Regions from separate parts of the Homo sapiens genome. Here region 1 is linked to region 2. Evidence: chromatin contacts called from ENCODE Hi-C or POLR2A ChIA-PET data. All regions are on one chromosome and are shown on one strand. The core of a region is the stretch at or near the end of the contact, and the rest is flanking DNA. Distances in the headings are between cores, read along the strand shown. Region 1 overlaps NUP153 (nucleoporin 153). Region 2 overlaps LOC102724591 (a long non-coding RNA gene).

Evidence for each region. Hi-C counts contacts between places; a loop is a spot of excess contacts on that map. ChIA-PET counts read pairs that join two places held with the same protein, here RNA polymerase II (POLR2A). Pooled maps may share reads with other maps.
Region 1: a loop to region 2 is called in a pooled map, with 2.3 times the contacts of the local background. The contact joins two enhancer-like sites. A Hi-C loop is called at or near these places in 2 of 168 maps with a recorded cell type or tissue (CD4-positive, alpha-beta T cell and naive thymus-derived CD4-positive, alpha-beta T cell) and 5 of 50 pooled maps. POLR2A ChIA-PET finds 5 or more read pairs at or near these places in 6 of 52 experiments (GM12878, WTC11, activated B cell and 3 more).

The regions. Positions count from the first base shown.
Region 1 is chr6:17,662,465-17,665,834 of GRCh38, reverse strand. NUP153 (nucleoporin 153) reads left to right here. Exons shown (of 22, transcript NM_005124.4): 9 at 450-596. Among named protein-coding and RNA genes, the nearest start is that of NUP153, 43 kb to the left of the region's middle. RefSeq lists a silencer at 403-697. Within about 2 kb of position 1,419, at least 3 of the 41 ENCODE cell types and tissues checked have a DNase peak (open chromatin) inside an H3K27ac peak, as active enhancers do.
Region 2 is chr6:17,582,796-17,586,554 of GRCh38, reverse strand. LOC102724591 (a long non-coding RNA gene) reads left to right here. Exons shown (of 5, transcript XR_007059485.1): 5 at 668-764. Among named protein-coding and RNA genes, the nearest start is that of FAM8A1, 16 kb to the left of the region's middle. Within about 2 kb of position 2,239, at least 9 of the 41 ENCODE cell types and tissues checked have a DNase peak (open chromatin) inside an H3K27ac peak, as active enhancers do.

The DNA.
Region 1 (3,370 bases), core at 170-2,669, 80 kb before region 2:
CGCACGCCTGTGTACACAGGAGGCTGTGGTGGGAGGATCACCCAGGTCTCACCTACAGTGAGCTGTGGTCTGGGTGACAGAGCAGGAGTCCGTCTCTTAAAAAAAAAAAACAAAAAACTGTAAAAGGTTTGATCTGTAGTGCTGTTTTGAATATAGTTCCATTTTGTATGCATGCATGTGTGTGAAAAGTCATTAAGTCTGGAATGAAATATAGAGTATCCGTGAAGCCATTTTAGAATTATATGTGTGTATATTTATGTGCATAGGTATATGAATACATACCTTAGGTTCCATTATTATCAGTTTTTCCTCTTATTTGTTTGTATCTACTGTATATTTCTCTGGGAAATACTCATGGTCTTTAGGTCATGTTAGCTATTGTCAAAATTTAGATATGAATCATTGATTTATATGAAAATAAATGTTTTTGATTTCTCTTTACCTGTAAGGTGGATTCTCAATATCCTCCTGTTCAGAGACTTATGACCCCAAAGCCAGTTTCCATAGCAACAAATCGAAGTGTTTATTTTAAACCATCTCTGACTCCTTCTGGTGAATTCAGGAAGACTAATCAAAGAATAGATAACAAGTGCAGTGTGAGTATATGTATATTTCTACCAGTCTTTGAATATTGATTAGAATAAGTAAGACTAAATAATGTAAAATATAACTACCATTGTATTCTAGCAACTGTATAACACATAAAGGTTGTGAATTAGTGATGATTATGAATTGGTATGCTTTTAAAATAGCTGTCACCTTGATCAAATTTTTTTTTTTTTGAGACGGAGTCTCACTCTGTCTCCAGGGGTGGAGTGCAATGGCATGGTCTCAGCTCACTGCAACCTCTGCCTCCCGGGTTCAAGTGATTCTCCTGCTTCAGCCCCCCGAGTAGCTGGGACTACAGGCATGTGCCACCTCACCCAGCTAATTTTTGTATTTTTAGTAGAGACAGGGTTTCACTATGTTGGCCAGGCTGGTCTCGAACTCCTGACCTCAAGTGACCCACCTGCCTTGGCCTCCCAAAGTGCTGGGATTACAGATGTGAGCCACCGCGCCTGGCCACTACCTTGGTCAGATCTTAAGTTAGTGTTGACTAGTAAACTCTAGCATGTACCCATTGTTTAGGTTACATAATTTTGCCGGATTTGCTTTATCTGTTTCTTTCATGTGGTGGTGTTGAACTATCTGCAAGTAAATTTCAGACATTATCTTTTGAACCCTAAGTACTTTGATATGCATCTCCTAAGTACTTTGTCCTATATTATCCCATCTAAGAAAATTAATTCTAATTCCTTAAAATTATCTAATATCCAGTCCATATTGAAACGTTTTTCATAATTGCTTTTTTGAACCAGGACTCGAGCAAGGTTCAGATACTGCTTTTGGTTTTGTTTTTCCAGACCTCAAACCCTCACCCTGGCCACATTGGTTTCTGTTTCTTGAGATAATTCACATATCATACAATTCTCCTATTTAAAGTTTTCAATTCAGTGGTTTTAGCATGTTTGGAAAACACTTTATAAATAAAGTGGTGTCTGTGAGTTGTTCAACTGTTAAGCCATCATAATGGTAAATTTTAGAACATTTGTATTACCATCTCTCCCACCCTTTGAAAATCTCATACCCATACCCGTCAGTAGCCACTTAGCATAGTGTTTTCAAGGTTCATTCACGTCGTAGTATGTATCAGTACTTCATTTTTTCCCTTTTTATGGCTGAATAATATTTCATTGTAAGGAATACTAGATTTTGTAGATATTTCATTGTATGGATATACTAGATTTTGTTTTATCCATTAATCACTTGAAGGACATTGGGGTTGGTTTTACTTTTTGGCTGTAATGAATAATGCTCCTGTCAACATTTATGTATAAGTGTTTTTTTGTGTGTTTGTGTGTGTGGACATGTTTTTATTTCTCTTGGGTTTATACCTAGAAATAGAATTGCTGGATCATAGGTTTTTGAAGAGACCAGGCCAGTTGTCTTATAAAATGTCCCATAATCTGGGTTTGTCTGGTTTTTTGTGTCATTTAACTTGTATTTATTTTGTTTACTTAACACCTTATTGTTTATGCCTTTAGTTATATTTTATCTCATTTCTAACAACTCAATTTATTGAAAACCTTGAAACTTAGAAAGATTAGTACAGTGATTTGCCATGTATTTCTTTATGTTGATTCACCAGTCATTAACATTTTGTCATATTTGCTTTATCTCCCTCCATACTTTTAAGTTAACATTAAAATTTTGAAAAATATTTTGAACATAGTGTGATCATGGTGGCTCATGCCTATAATCCCAGTGCTTTGAGAGGCTCAGGCAGAAGGATCACTTGAGTCCAGGAATTCAAGACTAGCCCAGGCACCATAGCAAGACCTTATCTCTAGAAGAAATAAAAAAATTAGCCAGATGTGGTGGTGCGTGTCTGTAATCCTAGCAAGGCAGGAGGTTGCGGTAGGAGGATCACGTGAGAGCCCAGGAGTTCGAGGCTAAAGTGAACTGTGATAGCACCACTGCACTCTGGCTTGGGTGAGAGAGTAAGACCCTGACTCAAAATATATATATATATATGTGTGTGTGTGTGTGTGTGTGTGTGTGTATTTTTTTCTTTTTAGCATAATATTGGACTTCTACAGATTTGCAAGAAAAATTTCATGAACTTCACATTTTACTACATTTGCTCTATCTTTTTCTCTGTGTTCTTATTAACAAGGAGTTCCCTTACATAATGCATAGCAGTGGTCAAACCCAGAAACTTAACATTGGCACAACACTGTAATCTACAGATTCTATTTACATGTTGTCACTTGGCCTAAAAGAAGAAATTCTAACATCATGTCTTGCATTTAGTTGTCATGTCTCTTCATCTCCTTTAGTCTAGAACAGTTCCTTTTGTTTTTTGTTCTTGTTGTTTTGTGTTTCACAATATTGATAATTTTGAAGTATAGAAGCCAGTTATTTTGTAGAATGTTCTGCAGTTTTATGATTGTCTGATGTTTCCTCATGATTAGATTTCAGTTACCTACTTTTGGCAGTGAAGACCGTTGAGGGAGTGTGCTGAGCTGTTCTCACTGTTCAGAAGGCACAGGCTACCAGTTTGTCCCATTCCTGGCAGTGTGGTTATTACATAAAGTGGTGTCTGTGAGGATTCTCTACTATAAAATTACTATTTTACCTTTCGTAATGAATAAGTATTTTGTGGGAAGGAAACTTCCCAATTATATTCTTTTCAGCCACTAGTGTTAGCATTATTGATGATTCTTGCCTGTATCTTTTTGAGCACTTAATTGGTTTTTGATATTATAAGATAATTCAGGCTCATCACATGCATTTCCTGCCCCAGCCCTGTAATCAGCCATTTTTCCAA
Region 2 (3,759 bases), core at 990-3,489:
TATGTATATGTGTATATATATGGGTGTGATTCCCAGTCCAAGGTCAGAAGACCAATGTACCAGCTCAAGCAGGCAAGCAGGAAACAAAAAATGGAAGAATTCCTCCTTCCTCCACTTCTTGTTCTGTTCAGGCTCCCAACAGATTGGATGATGCCCACACACATTGAGGCGGCCAACCTGCTTTACTGAATTCACCAATTCAAATGCTAACCTCATCTGGAAACACCCTCGCAGACACACTCAGACACAACGTTTAATCTGGGTGCCCCTTGGCCAGTCATGTTGACACATAGAATTAACCATCACAGGAGTTACATCTGGTGTGAAAACCACAAAGAAATCAGGAAGGATGAAAACTGTGGTGGACATTTTCTCTTTTGACCACACTACCTCTTTTTTCCCCCCTTCTTTTGGAGAGAGAGAATTTCCACTTAACTCTTCCCCCAATGTGTGCACCTGTGCTAAGACTCTCAGGGCATTCTGCACTGCTCACTCCAAGCCACCAGGTGGGTATGTGGCCCGAGCTCAGCAGATTGGACTGACTTATGAGGACTTGGAAACTTGAGCCAAGTGATCCAAGGATGGAATAAATGTAGTGCCAGCAGAGGGCCCTTATCTGATAAGAGTGTTGATTAACTCTTGCTACCTATGCTTCCTTTAATTTCAGGAGCTGTGATTGGTTGATTGATTTTGAGGCGGAGTTTCACTCTTGTTGCCCAGGCTGAAGTGCAGTGGCACAACCTCTGCTCACTGCAACCGCTGCCTTCCAGTTTCAAGCGATTCTCCTGCCTCAGCCTCCCAAGTAGCTGGGATTACAGGCGCCTGCCACAACGTCTGGGTAATTTTTGTATTTTTAGTAGAGATGGGTTTCACCATGTTGGCCAGGATGGTCTCGAACTCCTGACCTCGTGATCTGCCCGCCTTGGCCTCACAAAGTGCTGGGATTACAGGCGTGAGCCACCATGCCTGGCCTATTATTTTATTTTTTGAGATGGGGTCTCGCTCTGCTTCCCAGGTTGGAGTGCAGTGGCATGATCATGGCTCACTGCAACTTTGACCTCCCCAGGCTCCGGTGATCCTCCCACCTCAGCCTCTCAAGTGTCTGGGATTACAGGTAAGTGCCACTATGCCTGGCTATATTTTTGTGTGTTTTTTTTGTAGAGACGGAGTTTCTCCATTTTGGCCAGTTTGGTGTCGACCTCCCGGGCTTAAGCGATCCACCCACCTCAGCCTCCCAAAGTGTTGGGATTACAGGCGTGAGCCACTGTATCCAGCTTGTGATATACTTTTAATAAATTTCTCTTAAACTTAAATTAGCAAGTGCTTGTTTATCATCCTTCCAATTAGAGAACCTGGATTCGGCCATTAGGAAGTCAAGGGTGGCATTCATTGGGAAGTTTCATGGGGTGAGAGGTGAAAGGCTGGCTGATGGGGGAATGGAAGTGAGAAGTAGAAATAATTGCATTCTAATCTTTAAGGAGTTGTTTTTTGGGGGAAGAGAAGCTGTTAAAGAAGTAGCGAACTATTTTTAACCACGCTTGAACCCATCGTTTGATAGGGTGACTGAAAAGAGAGTTCCTGAAACTTGGGCAGCCATAAATCTATTGTTTTGTTATGAATTTCTCTAATTTTTAGTGAGATAAACTTACTTTTAGTTTATCAACATATTTCAACTATTCTTACTAGTCATATATGGCAACCCTGCCCCAAGATGTCACATTGGTCTCTAAAGTGTTTCCTTCAGAGTAAGGTTCATCTGATTTGATACACTGATAGGAAGCAAGTTGTAAAAAATAAAGCCACTACGGAAGGCTTCTTTTGTAAATAAGATACCCAAGCACCAAATCAATGATTACACTGAAAAATAACTTGATTTTGGTACTAACTTTTGGAAATACACATAAAATAGGCTTTCTCTTCTCCAGCCTAACGTGGATTGAATTGCTATACTGTGTAATGATTTTCTGCCCCCTAATGGTTGTTCAAAAGCATTAAGAAATTTGTCATCTGCTTGAAAACATTTTCTATTATAAGAAAATATTTTCTTTATAGCACATTTTTAATTTTATTTTAGGAATTCGAAATGACTTAGAAATGTGTCATCATTCACAAGAGGCCCGTGTTACTCTTAAAAATAGGCCGATCTCATAAAACAACTGCGAACCTCATTATATAATGTGAACAGACAGGATTTTAGGCAACCAGTAGGTGGAGGAATTTCCAAAGCTAAGAACACCACAGGCTCCAAAACCCAACTTCAGAGCTGAGGGCCTTAAAGTAATCTGTTCAGCCTTCTCCGCTTTATACTAATAGAAGACTGTGGAGCAGCTCTGAGATATATGCTCATAGAAGTACATCGCCCATGATATTCTGGCAAAAGGAAAGACTATTTTAGATTAGGATTGGATTTTACTTGTGAAATATGAGATTGGGGCCAAGAGAAAGCATTGCTTTGGGTAGGGATAGCATGAGATTAAAAAACTGAAAATAAGTCGAGTGTGTGAAGAAAATGACTGTGACATACGAGAGGAAGGAAGCCAACAAGAGAGTGCCGTGGGTAGATGCTAGAAAGGGTGACATCATGCAGAAAGGTCAGGGAGGGAGGCTGAGTTTGGCTTTGGTCCAGTCAGCAATAGAAGGCTATTATGAAAGACAAACGTAAATATTTGTAAAATATAGTGTTGGTACAAACAAATATAAAAAAACATTGAGTTGCTTCTGCTGCTCCTTCCTTTTTTAGACCTGGAAACAATGAATCCAGAGGGAACAGCCACAGACGCTCCTGAGCACGTCAGTTTAGGCCTTCTGTGCCTAACGCAATTTCTTCCCTTAGAATTTGACCCTTGCCTGTGTCACCCAGCACTCATCCCATACCTCCTCCTGACCTCCCTGCAAGGTGGAGCCCACCAACCTGATCGCTGATCTTACCCTCCTCGTTAAGACTTACTCTATTACATCATCTTATCATTGACATGAAGTGGAGACCCAATGCCTGGCCAGTCTGAAGCTGTACACACGTAGGACATTAACTGAAACCTCAACTAAACCTCATCAAATTCCCACTTACTCTGGCTCCCCTTTCTCTATTTTTTAATTAAAAATTTTTGTATTATTCCTATTCTATTTTCCTGCAAACAGAGGCCCCCCTTCTTCTTGCACTCAAAAAATTCCACAATTCTCCTGGTTTCTTCATTTTCCCTCTTTTCACAGGCCTATATACTCTTCCATGTTTAATATCCTGGCTCATTTTATTCTTACTAACCATGAGAACTTATCTTTTTTATTCAATAGACTGTCCTCACTCTTGATCAATTTTATGCACTTAAATAGGCCATGTCATGTTTTTGCACATCAGACTGGAAAAATGACTAAGAGAGGTGGTATCCAGAGTTGACGAGGTTTGGAGAAAAACAGGTTCAGTCATTTGTGGAAGTATAGGCTTAGACATTTTTCGAAGGATAATTAGGCAGCATCCACCCAAATTCAGAATATCTGAGCCTTGTGAATCCTTAATCCTTTTAGAAATCTACCTTACAGAAATATGAGCACTAGAATAGAGCAATACAAGTCAAGCGTATTTCCTGTAGGATTATCTACAAAAGCAAAACAAAGAAAATAAATGAGACAGCCATCAAAAATTCAAAAATTAGAAACCAGAATGATAATACTTTTTTTCATTTAAAACAAGGAGTTTAAACAAGATGCTTAACTTGAAGGGAAAACTAGGATTCTTTGTTTTAGAGTAATTTATCCCTAAAG